Regions from separate parts of the Homo sapiens genome. Here region 2 is linked to region 1. Evidence: chromatin contacts called from ENCODE POLR2A ChIA-PET data. All regions are on one chromosome and are shown on one strand. The core of a region is the stretch at or near the end of the contact, and the rest is flanking DNA. Distances in the headings are between cores, read along the strand shown. Region 1 holds the start of ESPL1 (extra spindle pole bodies like 1, separase). Region 2 holds the start of HOXC4 (homeobox C4).

Evidence for each region. ChIA-PET counts read pairs that join two places held with the same protein, here RNA polymerase II (POLR2A).
Region 2: POLR2A ChIA-PET joins it to region 1 with 14 read pairs in activated CD8-positive, alpha-beta memory T cell. The contact joins the promoter of HOXC4 here to the promoter of ESPL1 in region 1. POLR2A ChIA-PET finds 5 or more read pairs at or near these places in 2 of 52 experiments (activated CD8-positive, alpha-beta memory T cell and activated T-cell).

What each region holds. Positions count from the first base shown.
Region 1 is chr12:53,266,048-53,271,392 of GRCh38, forward strand. It overlaps ESPL1 (extra spindle pole bodies like 1, separase), which reads left to right and starts at 2,252. Exons shown (of 31, transcript NM_012291.5): 1 at 2,252-2,330; 2 at 2,708-2,800; 3 at 2,977-4,038; 4 at 4,331-4,435; 5 at 4,631-4,751. The coding sequence starts at 2,720. RefSeq lists enhancers at 2,189-2,558, 2,619-2,698.
Region 2 is chr12:54,050,682-54,055,639 of GRCh38, forward strand. It overlaps HOXC4 (homeobox C4), which reads left to right and starts at 3,154. Exons shown (of 2, transcript NM_153633.3): 1 at 3,154-3,680; 2 at 4,169-4,958. The coding sequence starts at 3,242. The coding sequence ends at 4,524. RefSeq lists enhancers at 950-1,931, 1,932-2,913, 2,209-2,368 and a cis regulatory region at 2,945-3,445.

The DNA.
Region 1 (5,345 bases), core at 1,002-3,501:
AAGAAAAAAGAAAACAAAAGCAAAACAAAAAACAAACAAACAAGAAATAAAAAATAATAAGCTCTCTGCCCTTGAGGAGTTTAGAATTAAGTAGGTATGATAGGCTGGGCATGGCCAGGCACGGTGGCTCATGCTTGTAATCCCGGCATTTTGGGAGGCTGAGGCAGGTGGATCACTTGAGGTCAGGAGTTTGAGACCAGCCTGGCCAACATGGTGAAACTCCGTCCCTACTAAAAATACAAAACATTAGCTGGGCATGGTGATGGGTGCCTGTAATCCCAGCTACTTGGGAGGCTGAGGCAGGAGAATCACTTGAACCCGGAGGCAGAGGTTGCAGTGAGCTGAGATCACGCCATTGCACTCTAGCCTGGGTGACAAGAGCGAAACTCCGTCTCAAAAAAAAAAAAAAAAAAAGGCTGGGCATAGTGGCTCACGCCTGTAATTGTAGCACATTGAGAGGCTAAGGCCGGAGGATCACTTGAGCTCAGGAGTTCAAGACCAACCTGGGCATCATAGTGAGACCTCGTTTCTATCTTAAAAAAAGAAGAAAAAAGTAGGTATAATAAAATACGTTGGGAAAAAGTCCTAGAATGCTTGCTAAACAATAGGTAAATGAACACTGATAGCTAAGGTGTAAGCAAGAGGAATTGAGTACTGTGATGAATAATTTTCTTTTGGGTTTTTTTTGTTTGTTTGTTTGTTTTTTGGTTTTTTTTTTTTTGAGACAGAGTCGTCTCGCTCTGTAGCCCAGGCTGGAGTGCAGTGGCGCGATCTTGGCTCACTGCAAGCTCCGCTTCCCGGGTTCACGCCGTTCTCCTAGCGCAGCCTCCCGAGTAGCTGGGACTACAGGAGCCTGCAACCACGCCCGGCTAATTTTTTGTATTTTTAGTAGAGACGGGGTTTCACCATGTTGGCCAGGATTGTCTCGATCTCCTGACCTCGTGATCCGCCCGCCTCGGTCTCTCAAAGTGCTGGGATTACAGGCGTGAGCCACCGCGCCCGGCCTTTTTTTTGGTTTTCTTTTTTGAGACAGAGTCTTGCTCTGTCACCCAGACTGCAGTACAGTGGCGGGATCTCAGCTCACTGCAACCTCCGCTTCCCGGGTTCAAGCGATCCTCCCAAGTAGCTGGGACTACAGGCCCCCGATGCCACAGCAGCTAATTTTTGTATTTTTAGTAGAGATGGGGTTTCACCATGTTGGTCAGGCTGGTTCTCAAGTGATCCACCCACCTCGGCCTCCTAAAGTGCTGGGATTATAGGCGTGAGCCACCGCGCCCGGCCTTCTTTTCTTTCTTTTTACAAAAATAATCTTCCCTGCTAGATTCTCAACTCATAAAAGAGCTCTATGATGATGGAGAAGGATGAGTTATCCAGTAGAGTTCATCAGCGACAAGCTGATAACCACTTTTGAGCTGAATTCTTTGGTGGAGGAAGGAAAGAGACAGCTGAATCTGTGTTTGGGGAAGTGGTTAGTACTTAAAAACATAAGCCATTAAAGACTGTGAAATATCCCAGGGAATGAATTTCCATAGTTCTTCCTGCTACTCACAACTCCCACCCCACCCCACTACCCTCTCTCCCCCATCGAAGAGCACCAGATCTTGTCTTTCTCATACAACCAATAGAAGGAGTAAGGCTGGAAGGCAGAGAGAGAGCTGGAGGTCGCTACGGGTACTCATTGTAGTTCCCCTAGAAAACCATCTTTAAAATAATTTCGTAGGAAGTTGGGCGTGGCGGTGCACGCCCGTAGTCAGCACTTTGGGAGGCTGAGGTGGGAGGATCACTTAAGCCCGGGAGTTTGAAGCTGCAGTGAGCTGTGATCACGCCACTGCACTCCAGCCTGTGTGTCAGAGCAAGACCCTATCAAAAAAAAAATTCGTAGAAGTCTAAGCCCTTTTTTTCTAGTAACCCAAACCGCGTGAGTTCCTAAGTTCTTTTTGTTATTTCTCTTCTCTTGAAACTTAAACTCTTGCCTGAGCTCTGAAGATAAAGGAGGAAAAGGGGTGGCATTACCGATAGCGACTAAGCGACAGGTAGCTGAGAAACTGAGCTCTGACTGGAAAAAAGGGGGAAACCCGCACCCCCAAGAGGCCCTAACGCGCAGAGCAGCAAGACCCTCCGGGGCGCCGCGGGAGCGCGCAGCGCGGCGGGTAAACTACAACTCCCAGCGTGCCGCGCGCCCGGCGTTGCGCCGCGCCCGCTGATTGGCAGCCGCGGATATTTGAAAGGAGGGTCTGGCGCGGAAAACGAAGGTTACATTTTGGATCCTCGCGGAGTACTGGTCAGGCGGTTAAGTCCTGTACCTAGGAAAGAGGGCGAGCTCTGGGGCGGTAAGGCCGGAAGGGACTCGTGAGCGTGGGTACGTGCTGAAGTGAAGGGGATCCCCAGCGCTGACGCGAGGAGAGGCGTGGGTGGCTCCTGGAGGGAGTGTCGGGAGGCCTTGGGACTGCCCCGGGCCGCTGAAGGGCTGGGCCGAGGCCTCTGGGGTAGCGCGGCGAGTGGTGTGGTAGTGCGGTCGGGGATCTGCCCGGAGGAAGGAAGAGCGGAATCGTCCTTTTATAACGGGAGCACGGCGTCCTGGCGTGGGTTTTCTCCCCGATGAAATTTCTGATGTGATTCTTTGCCTCCTTCCACGACCTTCAGCCCTCTTCCCTTCCTCCAGTTAGCTTCATTAACAATCTTCTCTAATTGGTCTCCTTTTCCCTAGCTCTCCGGTGTCATGAGGAGCTTCAAAAGAGTCAACTTTGGGACTCTGCTAAGCAGCCAGAAGGAGGCTGAAGAGTTGCTGCCCGCCTTGAAGGTGGGGGTGCTGCCTGGCTCGGGATACACCTGGCTTTCCAAACTGAGCTGTTTTGTGTTTGCCTTTTGAAGAGATGGATAAGTAGGCGACCCTCTCTGAGTAACCCTATTTCTAGTTACTTTCTCTACCTCTTTCCTGCCTTTGCTAGCCCCATTCATATCTTTCTCTACTCCTAGGAGTTCCTGTCCAACCCTCCAGCTGGTTTTCCCAGCAGCCGATCTGATGCTGAGAGGAGACAAGCTTGTGATGCCATCCTGAGGGCTTGCAACCAGCAGCTGACTGCTAAGCTAGCTTGCCCTAGGCATCTGGGGAGCCTGCTGGAGCTGGCAGAGCTGGCCTGTGATGGCTACTTAGTGTCTACCCCACAGCGTCCTCCCCTCTACCTGGAACGAATTCTCTTTGTCTTACTGCGGAATGCTGCTGCACAAGGAAGCCCAGAGGCCACACTCCGCCTTGCTCAGCCCCTCCATGCCTGCTTGGTGCAGTGCTCTCGCGAGGCTGCTCCCCAGGACTATGAGGCCGTGGCTCGGGGCAGCTTTTCTCTGCTTTGGAAGGGGGCAGAAGCCCTGTTGGAACGGCGAGCTGCATTTGCAGCTCGGCTGAAGGCCTTGAGCTTCCTAGTACTCTTGGAGGATGAAAGTACCCCTTGTGAGGTTCCTCACTTTGCTTCTCCAACAGCCTGTCGAGCGGTAGCTGCCCATCAGCTATTTGATGCCAGTGGCCATGGTCTAAATGAAGCAGATGCTGATTTCCTAGATGACCTGCTCTCCAGGCACGTGATCAGAGCCTTGGTGGGTGAGAGAGGGAGCTCTTCTGGGCTTCTTTCTCCCCAGAGGGCCCTCTGCCTCTTGGAGCTCACCTTGGAACACTGCCGTCGCTTTTGCTGGAGCCGCCACCATGACAAAGCCATCAGCGCAGTGGAGAAGGCTCACAGTTACCTAAGGAACACCAATCTAGCCCCTAGCCTTCAGCTATGTCAGCTGGGGGTTAAGCTGCTGCAGGTTGGGGAGGAAGGACCTCAGGCAGTGGCCAAGCTTCTGATCAAGGCATCAGCTGTCCTGAGCAAGAGTATGGAGGCACCATCACCCCCACTTCGGGCATTGTATGAGAGCTGCCAGTTCTTCCTTTCAGGCCTGGAACGAGGCACCAAGAGGCGCTATAGACTTGATGCCATTCTGAGCCTCTTTGCTTTTCTTGGAGGGTACTGCTCTCTTCTGCAGCAGCTGCGGGATGATGGTGTGAGTTAAGGACCTGGAGGTAGGGTGGGGACGTGGTCTGTGGACTCACTACCAGCCTAGGGTATTTGGCAAGATCTGGAGGTCCTGGCTCCCTCCTTGTTAAGCTGCTCTCTGGACAGTGCCTAGCGAGCCAGCAAACAGCCTAGTCTATCCTGAGAGGGCAGTGGCCCTTCTGGATGTCCTTCCTCGTGCTCCCTGGGCTCTGTCAGCTCTCCAGGACTCCGGGTCAGTCTTCAGCTTGGAGCCCTCTTTATCTCTACTCCTCATACCAACCTTCCGCTTCCTTCCTCAGGTGTATGGGGGCTCCTCCAAGCAACAGCAGTCTTTTCTTCAGATGTACTTTCAGGGACTTCACCTCTACACTGTGGTGGTTTATGACTTTGCCCAAGGCTGTCAGGTACTGTCTGGGAATCAAGGTACCTGGACTAGGCTCATAGGGTTTGGGGTTGCTCCACTGCCCTCAAACAGCTTTGGGGTTGCTCCACTGCCCTCAAACAGCTTTGGGGTTGCTTGGCTTTGGGTGTGGAGTGCGGTGGAGGTCATCTTGGACCCAGCATGACTCCTCACTCTCAAACCCTTCTTGTCCCTTCAGATAGTTGATTTGGCTGACCTGACCCAACTAGTGGACAGTTGTAAATCTACCGTTGTCTGGATGCTGGAGGCCTTAGAGGGCCTGTCGGGCCAAGAGCTGACGGACCACATGGGGATGACCGGTTAGTGCCCTGGGTCCCAGGCACAGAGTTTGTGGGAGGGTCATCACCCATTAGGCAGGTGAATAGTACTTGCTGCGTGGTTCTGACCACTGTGAGGGTTCCTTATGGTTCAAGGAGGCAGTGAGAGAAATGTTTATAAGTACCAGCTACTCTGTGTTTAACACCAGTAGAGAAGTGATGAAGCTAACTTACAACAGCAGACACTATTTCCTCGACTGGAATCTAACTTGGCATTAACAGTTGCACCTAATATGCAACCTTATGACCTTTCAACATATTTTTTTATTTCTATATTTTTTAATGTTTTTTTTTCCTTTTCTTCACTTATCAGAATCCAGAAATCATTACAAATGACCTTTCTGTATATTTAAGTGTTTTTTTTTTTTTTTTTTTGAGACAAGGTCTTGCTCTGTCACCTAGGCTGGAGTGCACTGGCACAATCACGGCTCAACACAGTCTCAACCTCCCAGGCTCAAGCGATCCTCCCACCTCAGCCCCGCAACGAGCTCACCTTGCAGGTTCAAGCGACTCTCCTGCCTCAGCCTCCCAAGTAGCTGGGACTGCAGGCGCGCACCACTATGCCTGGCTAATTTT
Region 2 (4,958 bases), core at 1,904-4,403, 790 kb after region 1:
CTTCCTTGCTATTAAGCTATAGGAGCCCAAAGAGAGTTGCTGTTGTTGTTTTGTAAATGATGTAGATGAGTGTGGGCACATTTGGGGGAATCTTGGAGATTTCACTTTCTGGATGTGCATGTTGAATTAGCTGCACGAACCTGGAATGAAAACTCTACATATTTATAGCTGCATAAAGAGGCATTTAATATATTAATAAATATTAATAGTGTGCACGCATATATGTTAACCATAATAACCAAAGACAGACTTGACATTCAGTTGGGGGCATCTGAACCCTCTGTGTCTACTACTTATACTGGCCCAAAGTCAGTCTCCTTGACCCCCCTGCAGAAGCTCAGAAACCTGGCGGGGGTGGGATGTGACAGGCAACATATTGGGGAGGACTCCTTAACAAGTACAGGAGGGTGAAGATTGAAGAAAAGAGGGTTAGCGTCAGGGCACGGATGGTAAAAGGTGAGTGTGAGGGCTGAGAGGATGAGAGTCAGGCTCACAGCTCACCTTTCCAGGTGAGGCAGCCGCATCCAGGTACAGGCCTAGAAGGGAGACTGGGAGTGGGGCCGGGAAGGTTTCCTCCCTCTTCATCAACCCTCTCCACATGGCACCAAAGTTTGCTGAGCTTTGGACTTCCCGGTGGAGCCATCTGGGACTACAGTTCAGACTTAGGTACTAGGATTCAGCACTGGTTTCCCTTTGCCCTCTTCCAGCAATTTATAATGAACCCACCCCCACCACCAATGATTAAGACAACCCCACACAACCCAAACCACTATTAACCAAGCAGTAGCCTTCCTCCGCCCCCTCACTCACAGTCTCAACTTCCTCTCCAACCAAACCAGCCTGTCCTCACATGCAGAGAGTTCCGGACAAGAGTGGGCAAGGGTTCTCAGCCAACTCTGAGAATTTGGGAATCTCCATTAGAGGTGTTCAGCCTCTGGGGAACTCCTGTTCCTTCACCTGGCCTGGTTACAGTGGGGATGGGCACTGTCCTCTTGGAGAGAGAGTATTCAGGGACCACCAAGCACCAGCTCCTTGGGAGCTAAGCCCTGGCCCTGCTGAGCCTGGGGTGGGGCTGGGGGCCTAAGCATTGGAGGAGGGAAGGCAACGAGGGCCCAGGCGGGAATCCGCACCCTTTGGGCACGGCTGTGGGTCCAGCTTCCCTCTCATTCCAGCCCTTTGGGGAAGCCCTAATTTGGAAGTGGGGACCCTCTCCAACATCCCAAAGGTGATGAGAAAAGGATTGGAATCTCTTGCCTTCAGTCTCCCTCTCACAAGGGCTTTATTTTTTTTTTCCCTTTCCCCTCCTCATTCCCTTAATTGCAGATGTTCTAATTAAACCCTCAAATAGTTGTTATGCCGTTTTAAAAGGTACTTATTCAAGTGTCAACCAGGCTGGGCTGGGAGGAGGTAGCGTAGGGCGGCGAATTAAAGGTAGATTGACTAATCACGGCGGCGATCATAATAATAAAATCAGAGGGAAAAAAAATCACATTACGACTTTTCGTGGAAAGGAGGGAGCAGGCAGCCAGCGGCCGCCAGCCCTGCGCCGCCGCCGACACAAAGAGTGCGGGCGATTCCGCGAGACTGATTTATGACGTTTTACAGCCCTATAAAAGCTGTAGCGACGAGGCAAGCGCTCCTACCACCGCTGGCAGATTTAGTCTAATAAATAAAACATAAACAGTTAACTTTATGTGTCACTTTTATTGTTATCAAGTAAAATATAGCTGAGCCCTGGCAAGCTATGATTTTAAACTATAATTGTTATCAAGTACAACAAGGGGACCCGGCTCCCTCCCTGGGCTCTCCCCTCCGCTACCCCCCGCAACTCTGAGTTATGGGCGATCAGTTAATTGGAATCGGTGGCATGACAGGACCACCCCTAGCTGGGGGGGGGGGGTGGTGGTTAGGAAAGCAGCTTTTCCTGGCCCCCTCCCTCCTCTACGGCCCTGTCACCCCCCTCCATCAGAGTATTACTGTGAGTGGGTGGCAGAGAGAGAGCAGGGGGTGTGAATGGGCTGGAGACCCCAAAGGCTGGCCGTGCCTCCCCAACTTGGTGAGCTTAGCCTTCCGTTTTTGGAAAGCAGCCTGGAGCTGGCCTTTAGGAATTCGTGTTTACATGTAAACACACGTGTTACATGGATACAGCTCCTAGCCAGAAGCAAGCAGGCTCTACCCACACAGGCCTCCCTCTTAGCTAGGTCTGCCCTCTGTGGGGACAGAGAAAGAACTCTCAGGATCTTGGCTGGGCACCATCACAGGGCACTGACTCCTGGCAGAAAGCTCTCCTCCTTGCCCCAGCTCCTTGGAGATAATTGTCAGAAAATAGCAGGCCGGGCTGAATGGGGAGTGGAAACAGAAGCCAGCAGTAGAAGAGATCCTCTGCTCTGGGGCTGGGGCAGGGAGGGTCAGTGGGTAGCAGGGGAAGGCGAGACTTCTGAACTCTGCTTTTGCCAACCACTTCCTGTCTCTCTTCAGCGGGGGCTCAACCCCCAGACCTCCAGAAATGACGTCAGAATCATTTGCATCCCGCTGCCTCTACCTGCCTGGTCCAGCTGGGACCCTGCCTCGCCGGCCGCATGGCCAGAGGGTTGGGTGAGTGTGTATGGGGAAGAGGGGCTGGACTCTGGTATCCTTGGATGGGGGGCACTCCAGGCTCTCCAGCCTCCTCGGCTCAGCCTGGGCCCCTCCCCATCCAACATCCACTCCAGTCCTCATTCAACTTCCTCTTCCTGCGAAAGAGGGGCGCTGCCCCGTGACCTACACAGACTGAGACACGATCGCCATGAATGGAGACCTCTGGAAAAGCTCAGGAGCCGAGGCCCACGGGGCCCAGCAGAGGCCTGAGGGGAGACCCTGGGCGGGGGCTGAATCACTGCCTCCCGACAGTCCCCCAATGCCCGGGCTTTGGAGGGGAGCCGGGAGCTTCCCATCTCCTTTTGCAGGGGAGGGTTGTCAGTCTGGCGGGATGTGCACTGGGGGCACTCCAACCTCTGCTAGCTAACCCCACATCACCACCCACCCCCGCCTCCCAGCACCACCACCACCACACACACAAAAAAATTGGATACATTTTGAATAAAGCGATTCGGTTCCTTATCCGGGGACTGGGTTGCTCCGTGTGATTGGCCGGAGGAGTCACATGGTGAAAGTAACTTTACAGGGTCGCTAGCTAGTAGGAGGGCTTTATGGAGCAGAAAAACGACAAAGCGAGAAAAATTATTTTCCACTCCAGAAATTAATGATCATGAGCTCGTATTTGATGGACTCTAACTACATCGATCCGAAATTTCCTCCATGCGAAGAATATTCGCAAAATAGCTACATCCCTGAACACAGTCCGGAATATTACGGCCGGACCAGGGAATCGGGATTCCAGCATCACCACCAGGAGCTGTACCCACCACCGCCTCCGCGCCCTAGCTACCCTGAGCGCCAGTATAGCTGCACCAGTCTCCAGGGGCCCGGCAATTCGCGAGGCCACGGGCCGGCCCAGGCGGGCCACCACCACCCCGAGAAATCACAGTCGCTCTGCGAGCCGGCGCCTCTCTCAGGCGCCTCCGCCTCCCCGTCCCCAGCCCCGCCAGCCTGCAGCCAGCCAGCCCCCGACCATCCCTCCAGCGCCGCCAGCAAGCAACCCATAGTCTACCCATGGATGAAAAAAATTCACGTTAGCACGGGTAGGCAACTTTGCTTTTTGCTCCCCCCCTCCCTCCCTTCTTCCCTAGCGCTCCCCACCCTCCTCGGCCCCCTCTGGCCCCCGTCCTCCTTTCTCTCCTTCCCCCTCTCTCTCCAGGAGCGACTCTGGGTTAGCACAATTGAACTGGATTTACGAGCGAGAATGGGTAATTACATCCCCCATAAATTTTATGGCTTAGCTACTCTGGGCAGTCCGAGCCATGTGCTACGATCTGTTATGTATGTGTGAAAACTATGCTCGCTTTCTAAGGGCGCATAAATAATTCAGTGTCGTTACAATGAGGATTCCCCTCTTATTACACTACAAAGTCTTCAGCTTCCTTCAACTTCTTTATAACCCATTTAAGCTTGATGACTTTATTTCCACCACTCCCTCCTCCTGTTTCTCAGAGCTGAGGATGGGGTGAGGGTGGGGGGCGGGGAGCCTGCTGCCTCTGAACCCCACTATTTGCTTTTCCCCTCCCCCCAGTGAACCCCAATTATAACGGAGGGGAACCCAAGCGCTCGAGGACAGCCTATACCCGGCAGCAAGTCCTGGAATTAGAGAAAGAGTTTCATTACAACCGCTACCTGACCCGAAGGAGAAGGATCGAGATCGCCCACTCGCTGTGCCTCTCTGAGAGGCAGATCAAAATCTGGTTCCAAAACCGTCGCATGAAATGGAAGAAGGACCACCGACTCCCCAACACCAAAGTCAGGTCAGCACCCCCGGCCGGCGCTGCGCCCAGCACCCTTTCGGCAGCTACCCCGGGTACTTCTGAAGACCACTCCCAGAGCGCCACGCCGCCGGAGCAGCAACGGGCAGAGGACATTACCAGGTTATAAAACATAACTCACACCCCTGCCCCCACCCCATGCCCCCACCCTCCCCTCACACACAAATTGACTCTTATTTATAGAATTTAATATATATATATATATATATATATATAGGTTCTTTTCTCTCTTCCTCTCACCTTGTCCCTTGTCAGTTCCAAACAGACAAAACAGATAAACAAACAAGCCCCCTGCCCTCCTCTCCCTCCCACTGTTAAGGACCCTTTTAAGCATGTGATGTTGTCTTAGCATGGTACCTGCTGGGTGTTTTTTTTTAAAAGGCCATTTTGGGGGGTTATTTATTTTTTAAGAAAAAAAGCTGCAAAAATTATATATTGCAAGGTGTGATGGTCTGGCTTGGGTGAATTTCAGGGGAAATGAGGAAAAGAAAAAAGGAAAGAAATTTTAAAGCCAATTCTCATCCTTCTCCTCCTCCTCCTTCC